Regions from separate parts of the Mus musculus genome. Here region 2 is linked to region 1. A link is a loop called in an ENCODE intact Hi-C map of the cell type or tissue named here. Cell type or tissue: gastrocnemius. All regions are shown on one strand. Links, peaks and the distances in the headings refer to the core of each region. The heading gives the core; the rest is flanking DNA.

Region 1 (4,385 bases), core at 158-4,157:
TTTCATTATTTCTGCAACGGGAGGCGCTCATCTTCCCTTGCCCCTTCTTCCTGCAGGGGACTCAGCCTTCCACCTACCTTCTGATTCATTTCCCCTGGAACGCTGAGGAGTTTTTTACAATGATCCGATCTGTTTTGTATCTGGTGTTTCCATTGTAATGCTATTACAGAACCAGCGTCGTGACAAATCGTCTGTTTATGAGGGGAATCAGTTCTACAAGAAGTAGAAAATTAGGTAAGCTTCTGTTCTGCAGTAACAATAAAAACCAGGATGGGGGAGAAGAATCCTCCAATTTATTCTCATCTGTATCAGCAGGGAAGCTTGAGAAGATGAGAATTTTCTCCTAATATCTTCTCAAGCCGATGATTAACTACAGATACCATGCCAAAACTGTAGTTCCCCTAAGGAAGACCAAGATGTTCTCAAGCTTAGCCTGACACGGGCCCTTTAAGAAAACCAGGCACTTCAAACTCCACCCCTCTGCCGACTGGAAGCCTGCAGGTCGGCTTCCCAAGGCAGTAAGTTTTAGGGATAAACCGGAGAGAGCTAGTCCCCACCCCTCACTCCCGAGAGAATGCTCCAAGGGCTGTAAGCCCTCCAAACCCCGCAATCTGGAGGTGGGGTGAGAAAAGAACAATAGAAACTTGTGAAGTATGGAAGCCACGCCCACCCCAGACTGCCCTGAATAAAGCGGAAAGAATGCAGTTAAACCCCAGTCCCGGGCAGTGCTCCCCTTACCCCATCCATCTCACCCCGCGAGCTGCTTTTCCAGAAGCGTCCTGTAACCGAAGGAGCCGAGTGTCTCCTGTCCCAGACCCAACATGGCAAAAGTCAAGGAGCCAAGTAAACTTCAGTGACAAAGTGGCTCCCTCAGCAGAGGATTATTTACACTGGTGCTCTGCTGCTGGAGAGCAAAGCCAAAGGCTCTCCTGCACTCCCCTGGATTTTTAACTTTTATTGTTACATTTTGCTTCACCGACTGTGTTCCTAGCTCTAAACTCAAGCCTACCTAGGAGACGTCTTGGGGGGTGGGAGGGCTCACCGAAGTTAGCATGTCTGGGTTGTTGACTAGAGGCAGCCATCTTGGTAAACCTGAGGTCAAGGTTTCACCCCTGGCAGGTTAAGAGTTATTCCGAGGTGAGACCAGTTCCTATTTAGCAGTGGGGACGAAACATGTCTAACCACTGGATCCAATTTGGTTTAAAGACAAGGTTATGAGCCAGGAAAGCCATGTAGTCATGGCTAAGCGCTTTATAAAACTATAAAACAGTTGACAGCCAGAAAACACTTTTCATCCCGCACCCCTTTATTTTGCATTTTGTTTCCATGAGTTTGTTCTTCCGTCGACTAAACTTGGATAATAAAGCCCGCCTGGTTAGTTTCACTTTCCATTTTTTCCCCCAGAAACGAAAGCTGTTTTGTATCAGGAGGTGAAGTGTTTAGACCCTTCTCACCTGCTAGGCCTGTTTCCTACAAGCAAGCTCTCCTAAGAGGGAGGGGCCTAACAGTATTTGAATTTCTGATTCTTTGAAGCTGGGCTCTCTACAGTAGTAATTACGGTTTTATTTTTTAGCTCCTGGAGTTTTGTAGGAGTTGGAGAGCAGCGGATAATAATGGTTATACAGTTCCCCTCACTTAATCGTGGTTATTTGTTTAGCATTGTGCCTGCAGTTACTTTGGAAAATTGGTACTTGAAGTTTGTTTCAACCCTTCTGAGATTAAAAAAAAAAAAAAATTAAATAAAGCTCCCGTTTCTTTAACTAGACAAATCTTGGTTTCTTAATCCTATCCCCGTGACCGGTGCAGAGTCTTTGCAGGAGGTAAAGAGAAAAAGGTGGGTGGCGCCTGGTTCAAACAACTGGACGCACCGGGGCCTTGTGGCAAGCTAGGCTAACCTGTGGCTGCCGACATGCCACAACACAGACAGACACACAGAGAGGGAGAGAAATAGATACACAGACACACAGACAGACACACAGATACTCTTCTTTTTCGACCCACTGCAGTGCAACTTTCTGTTCCCAGCCCCAAGCGCGGTCTGCACGGGGCACCCTGGGGGAGATCCACGCGCGCCGGCGCCGATCCAAGGTGCCAGGCTCCAGCTGAGCGGGGGTGGGAGGGTGGGGTGGCCCAAGGAGCCCGGCTGCCCCTCCCACGTGTCCCGGCACCTGCGGGGCTGGCGCTGCGTGGGGTCCGCCTTTCTCCGGAAGAGGCGGCGCGGCGCGGCGGTGTATGTGTGTGTGTTGGGGGGCTGGGGCCCGGGGACGCAGGGGACCCTCCGGGGCGGGAGCACGTGCGCGGGGAGGCGGCGGGGGCTCGAGCGTCTGTGTGCAGCTGCTAGGAGAGCGCTGGGGCTGGGGCTTTGCGGGGACGGCCCCGCGGAGCGCGCCAGAGTCCCGGCGCTGCAGTACTGCCCGAGTCCGGGCGGGGTCTCTGTTCCCTGGCGGAGCAGCTCGCGCGGCCGCGGGAAGCGCCCTCTCTTTCTCCGCCGCCGCCGCCGCGCGTCTGCGCCCTGCCGCCCGCCCGCGCCGCGCTCTGAGCTCCCCCGCTCCCCAGCTCCCCCGCCGCCGCCGCGCGCCCGGCCCCGCGCCCACTCGCCGCGCGCCCACTCGCCGCGCGCCCGGCCCTCGGCGCCCGGCTCCCCGCGCCCACTCGCCCAGCCATGGCGGACAGCGCGAGCGAGAGCGACACGGACGCGGCGGGCGGCGGCCCGGCAGCCATGCAGTCGTCCTGCTCGGCGACCTCGGGCGGCAGCGGCGGGGGCGGCGGCGGGAAGTCGGGGGGCATTGTCATCTCGCCGTTCCGCCTGGAGGAGCTCACCAACCGCCTGGCCTCGCTGCAGCAGGAGAACAAGGTGCTCAAGATAGAGCTGGAGACCTACAAACTCAAGTGCAAGGCGCTGCAGGAGGAGAACCGCGACCTGCGCAAAGCCAGCGTGACCATCGTGAGTGCACCCCGCGGACCAGGGGGGACCCCCGAGTGCGCGCCCCCGTGCGGGGTTGCGGGCCTGCGGGCACAGAGAGCGGGCCTTGGGGCCACGAGCGCCCTCCCTCCCTTGAGGTGTTGGAGGTGCCTAGGGAGACTCCCCAACGTCCCCTCGTCGCCTAGGGTGGAGGTCCCTCCGAGCCAGGGCTAGAGGCTGGCGGCGTGGCTGGGGGGGGGGCGGGGTGGGACTTTCTCAACCCTAGGGTGCCTGAAGGCTCCGAATAGAGGGACACCCTCTCCGGAGCCCCCGTGAGTGGACGAAGCTGGGGTCTGTCCAGGGGTTAGTTGGGGAGACGGGGTGTGCCACTGGGCTGGGTCCCCAGTTGGCAGGAGGACGGCGCTTTGCTGGATCGCCGGCGCTGGGGGAGGGAGAGAGTGGCCCGGAATCCGGGAAGTGGAGTTTTCTGGCCAGGATGGAAAGGGAAGGGCGGGCACTGAGGCTACACCAGCACCCCGTTCGGAATCACTGTCCTTTTGGGCCCGGAGGGTGGGCGGGTACAGAGTAGTGGGGAGTGTAACGTCTGGCGCTGGCTGGGACAGGGTTGGAGCTTGAAACCAGGATGGAGGGTGGCCGCTGGGACTGCCTGGCTGAGCAAGGATGTACGTGCGTCTCCTTCATTGGTTCGAGAGTCTTAGGAGTACTTGCCTGTGAGTCTAGGTACTTGACGGGAACACAGGCCATCTGTTCTGTTTCTACCTGGCCCCTCGAGGCTCCCCTGGAAGAGGGTAAGATTAGTCTGAGATCAGCCTCCTGGTGTAGCCGAGTGGAAAGGCCCCCGTAGCGGTGATGAGGCGAAACGTAACTAGAAAAAGTACGCGTTGTGCTCTCACCTCCCATCCTTGCCAACTCTACATCATTAACATGCAGAATCCCCCACAGACAACCCTATTCAGATCAAAACAGTTTCCCAGCCAGCAGCACGGAAAGAAAATGTCAAGGAATCAAGGAGGATAAATTGCCAGAGCCGCTTGCACACAGCTGATTAGATGAAACCCTTCCAGTGGAGAAAAAGAGATTTGGTGGTGGGTCAGGGATCATATCCTGGAGACGAGAACGGGACAAATTTAAGCTGCCCTTGTGCCAAGAAAAAGTGATATGTGTGTGTGTGTGTGCCCTGTGGCTTCTATATGGCTGCCTTGGTTTGTGTAGCTAGCCGGTCTCAGTCTCCACTAGAGAGGCAGTGTGATTTGCAACCTAAATAGCAGTTGGTCTTGCAGAAAAGCATCTTACTTGCTCTTAACCAGTCCCGTTCTATGCGAGTACATCTCCAGGCAGCAAGTTACTGGATTGGCCTTTTGATAGTAAAGGAAAGCCGTTTGTGGAGGTAACCATGTAAGCCTTTTCTGGGCTAAGAAAGGACTCTGCAGAGTTGCTGTTGAAGAACAGAGGGACAGGACAG
Region 2 (4,385 bases), core at 159-4,158, 54 kb before region 1:
GTCTTCCGTCCGGCTTAGGTAGGGTGGCACCACGGAAAGCTAGTGACACAAACATTCACCCTCTCATGGGCAGCCTGCCGCTTAGGCCAGGGCACACCCACTCTGGGGCTCTGTTTCAGCTGGCCCCTGCTCTCCGCCTAGACTACCAGCTTCAGCAGCTTCTTCTCCATCAGTGACCATTGGCTCCTGGGTGGAAGCAGGCATCCTCCAACTAAAACCACATCACACCCTGTCCCAGATGCAGGCACCGCATCTCTGAGGTTCATCACCAGCTCCTCTGAGGTCAACCCCCATACCCCGCAGCAGCAGCATCGTCTTTGGTTTCATTTCTGCTTCCCAACTTACGCTACTATAAGAAAAAAAATGTCTGAGATATCAAATATGTCAACTTAAAGTAGGAAGTGGGGGTTCAGTCCCGAGGAAGTTCCAAAAGTGGTTAGTTTGGTTTTGTTTGTTGTTTTTGTTTTTTACTGAGACAAAGTCTCATATAGTTTGGGCTGGCCTTGAACCTGCTATGTACCTAAAGATGACCTAGAACCCATGGTTCTACTGTCTACACCTTCTGAACACCAGGATTACAGTGTACTACCACATTTGGTTTTATGTGATGCTAAGGCGCATGGCAGACAAGCATTCTACAAACAAACTACATCGCCAGCCTTGCTTCCAAAGCTAGCTTTATACACTCACCCACAATGATGCCAACAACGTTAAATGAGAATCTTTTGATTCATGGATAACTTTTCACCTCTTCATTATTCAAAAATGCAAGAGTCAGCAGATGTATGAAGACAAATGAAATCCAGAAGCCATGAGGAAAAGCCAGAAAGATGCTACAAGACAGAAGTAGGAAAATTCATACAAGAGGAAGAGCTTTTTTCTCATTATGTCTGTTCTCTTTTCTTCATATGTTTTCCTTGCTATGATCCATCCAGACTCAAACTCTCTCCCTCACTCTTCTTCTTTCTTCGCCCTCTGGAAAGAAGATGAGCCTCAGAGACAAGCTAACATGGAGAAAAGTGAACCAGACAGAGGGAAGAGGACAGAGAAGAGAGGAAAGACATGGGATTCTGGTGATGTCATCTTAGCAACTGCAGGCAGCTGCACTCCAAACTTTTCAGTAACAAGATCTAGTAAGGTCTCTTTGTTTTTTCTTTAGGTATCATAGAATTGGATTTTCCTATCTTCTGATGGAAGGAGTCCTGCTGGAAACTGATTATTAAGTATCAAAAGCAAGCCAATTCCAGACCAGCCTCACCTGGGCCAGACCCGCCTCACCTGGGCCAGACCCGATCCTGCATCTCCAAGTCTGCCTTATTCCAGGCCCCACACAGCCAAATAAGTAGGTAAAGGCCTGACTTAGTTTGAGTTTCATTGCTGTGAAGAGACACCATGACCTTCTTATAAAGGAAAACATTTATTAGGGCTGCCTTACAGTTCAGAGGCTCAGTCCAGTATCATCATGGCAAAAGCATGGCAGCACACAGGCAGACATGTTGCTAGAGAAGGAGCTGAGAGTTCTACCTGTTGATCTGCAGGCAGCCTTAGAAGGGGACTGTGTGCCATACTGGGTGTGGCTTGAGCATAGAAGACCTCAAAGCCTGCCCCCACAATGACCCACTTCCTCTAACAAGACCACACCTACTCCAACAAGCCACACCTCCTAATAGTGCCACTCCCTATGCACCAAGCATTTAAACACTTGAGTCTACAAAGGCCATTCCTATTCAAACCACCATAGGACCCTAGCACTCAAGTCCCTCAAGACATTGATTCCTTGAAGAAATGTCATGAGAAACACTTAGGCTCTCTGGCCAGGTCTCGACTATGTCTCATGGTTCAAGTTTCCTGAGAACAAAGTATAAAGAGCAGGGATTTCATTCATAAGAAATAAAAGCCCAAACCCATGCTACATACTCTCCACCACCTATAGGACACGTTGGGGCTTTGAGGTATAAACTGTGCTCAACCCCACCAGCATCAAACGCATTACAGATAGCATTCTTTCTAGTTGGCTGTGTCCAGTTTAGTTTACTATAGACAGTGATCCAGGAGGATACTAGTAAAAAGGTGGTATCCATGATCCTCAGAGTACAAAAAGACTGTGCTACAGAGCTGGGAAGGGAAGAGAAAAGAAGCCAGATTCAGTAGTTCAAACAACACAAGCCCTCACTGGATTATGCAAGCTAGCCTGATCTAGCAGTCTTCTATGCTAAATGTGGACATGGGCTCATAGCCCCAAGACTAACAACACTTTAACAGGTCCTGCATCCTAGTCCTGTATGTCTCTTTCTTCAGGGTACCAATTTGGGCAAACAGTGAGGAAACCATCTGTTTTCCAAAGAAGCGCTTTGATGTTTGGCAACGGTGTTCCTGAGACTTTATTCAAATGGGGGCACAGTCAGAAGTTAAAGAGTCTCTACATTTTTTTTGTCCTTTATTCTTGAGGACTTTTGAAAATATATACAATGAATATGATCAGATAGGCCCCACCCCTTTTCCTTCCTCCAACTTTCCTGTATTGGATGCTGCATGCTAATACAAAGGCATGCCTGCCGTGGAATGGCTAACGGCTTTCTGACTGAGAGCTGAGACCTGCTCTACAGGAGGAAGTTTCATGCCTGCTTACTGTAACCCTGGTCAAAATCCCACAGTCTTAGAGTAAACACTTTTATTGTTATTTTTCCTAGATGATCAAATTGCCTTCTGGATATTTATGTTTATAGCCATAGACCTAGGCTTCTCTCAACCTTTAGTCAAGGAAGCTTCTTCTCCCTGGATGCAGTCAACAGAGGAATGCCTAACTGGTGAAAGGCCTGAGGAGAAGAGATTGAGTGCTAGCTAGAGAAAGTACCCAAGAGCTGAAGGGGTCTCCAGCCCTATAGGTGGAACAGCAATACGAACTAATCAGTACCCCCAGAACTCATGTCTCTAGCTGCATATATAGCAGAAGATGGCCTAGTTGGCCATCATTGGGAAGAAAAGCCCCTTGGTCTTGCAAACTTTATATGCCCCAGTACAGGGGAACGCCAGAGCCAAGAAGTAGGAGTGAGTAGGTAGGGGAACAGGGTGGGGGGAGGGTATAGGGGACTTTTGGGATAGCATTTGAAATGTAAATGAAGAAAGTATCTAATAAAAAAGAAAGAAAAAAAGAGAGAGAGATTGAGTGCTTAGCCAATGAGACACCTATATCACTCTCCGTACCTCTAAGGCTCAGAAGATATCCTGGGAAAAGAGGCAGAAACCACTAAGGATAGGAGGGGTACTGTAAAGTGCTGTCTTTTGCACACGACATGGTTATAGCTATGACTATAAACTCATAGCATCTGTGGATACCTACATAGACCTGCACAAACCTTTCGTCTTAATAAACTCTCAGGCTGGGCATGGTGGAGCACATCTGGGTCACAGAACTCAGAAGGCAGAGGCAGGGGGATCTCTGAGTTCGAAGCCAGTATAGACTACACAAGCACAGTCCAGATTTAAAACAAACAAACAAACAAACAACAATAACAACAACCCTGTCTCAAAAGACAAACAAACAAACAGACAAACAAAAAGAGTCTCAGGATTCCATCACGTTCTCTGTCCTCATAGATATGTGACCCAGAACAGACAGCTTCAAACAGTTTGCCTGTGTACAGCTTTAATTCAGAACTGGCCCCCAAACACTGGAGCAAGGACATTAAACTATAAGCAAACAGCAGTTTCTTGATTCCCCATGACTCAGAATCCAAACAGCCAGAGACCAGGTTCTTAATGAGATGAGTGACTAAAGCTGACACCTTGAAGATCAATATAGGACACAAAGGCTTGCAGGCAAGGAGACTCAGAGGACCAGAAAGAACACAGCAGCCTTGAGTCCTCAGCAGCATGGCAGAGGGGACTGCTAACATGGCGTAGAGATAGTCAGAGAAAAGAAAGTCGGTCCTCACTTGGCTGATCTGGAAGATGCGTGCCCAGTGAGCTGGGGAAGCATTCTGCATTTCTCAACATAGAAGCATGGTGCTGTCAGACGGAGCCATCTGGAGAGGGTCACACCTGAGCTTGCTGTGTTGGGAAACATTGTCCTCCCCCTGGAACACACAGGCAATGTCTCCATGCACTCTCAAGGCTGTATGTACTCTGTAGAACAGTGTAGCCCCTGGGGAAAGCCACTAAAGCAAGCCCACTAAAAAGTACGCAGTGGGCTTTGGATCAGAGACAACGGGGAGCTTAGCTTTCTCTCTAAGACTGGTGGATCCCGAGGATGTGGACACACTCAGTGGTTGTTCTTGCAGAGGATCTAGGTTCAGGTTTCCCTGAACCCACATGGAAGCCCACAACTATTCACATATCCAGTTCCAGGGGACCCAACACCCTCTTCTGCCCTCCATTGATACCAG

What was found. Peaks named below come from ENCODE experiments on the same cell type or tissue, not always from the same donor. Only the 100,000 strongest peaks of a DNase experiment are listed, where the experiment ranks them.
Region 2: a loop joins it to region 1, with 2.1 times the contacts of the local background. A loop is called at or near these places in 7 of 42 quality-filtered maps.

The regions. Positions count from the first base shown.
Region 1 is chr10:70,094,638-70,099,022 of GRCm38, forward strand. Ccdc6 (coiled-coil domain containing 6) reads left to right here and starts at 2,484. Exons shown (of 9, transcript NM_001111121.1): 1 at 2,484-2,944. The coding sequence starts at 2,663. Gm51771 (a long non-coding RNA gene) reads right to left here. Exons shown (of 3, transcript XR_003948903.1): 3 at 1-213. In gastrocnemius, for the core only: CTCF peaks have their summits at 480 and 2,405; DNase peaks (open chromatin) are centred at 606, 2,434, 2,955 and 3,480; H3K4me3 peaks cover 4,000 bases; H3K27ac peaks cover 4,000 bases.
Region 2 is chr10:70,040,143-70,044,527 of GRCm38, forward strand. No RefSeq gene overlaps it. Among named protein-coding and RNA genes, the nearest start is that of Ccdc6, 55 kb to the right of the region's middle. In gastrocnemius, for the core only: no CTCF peak of the experiment used is centred there; no DNase peak of the experiment used is centred there; H3K4me3 peaks cover 366 bases; H3K27ac peaks cover 1,668 bases.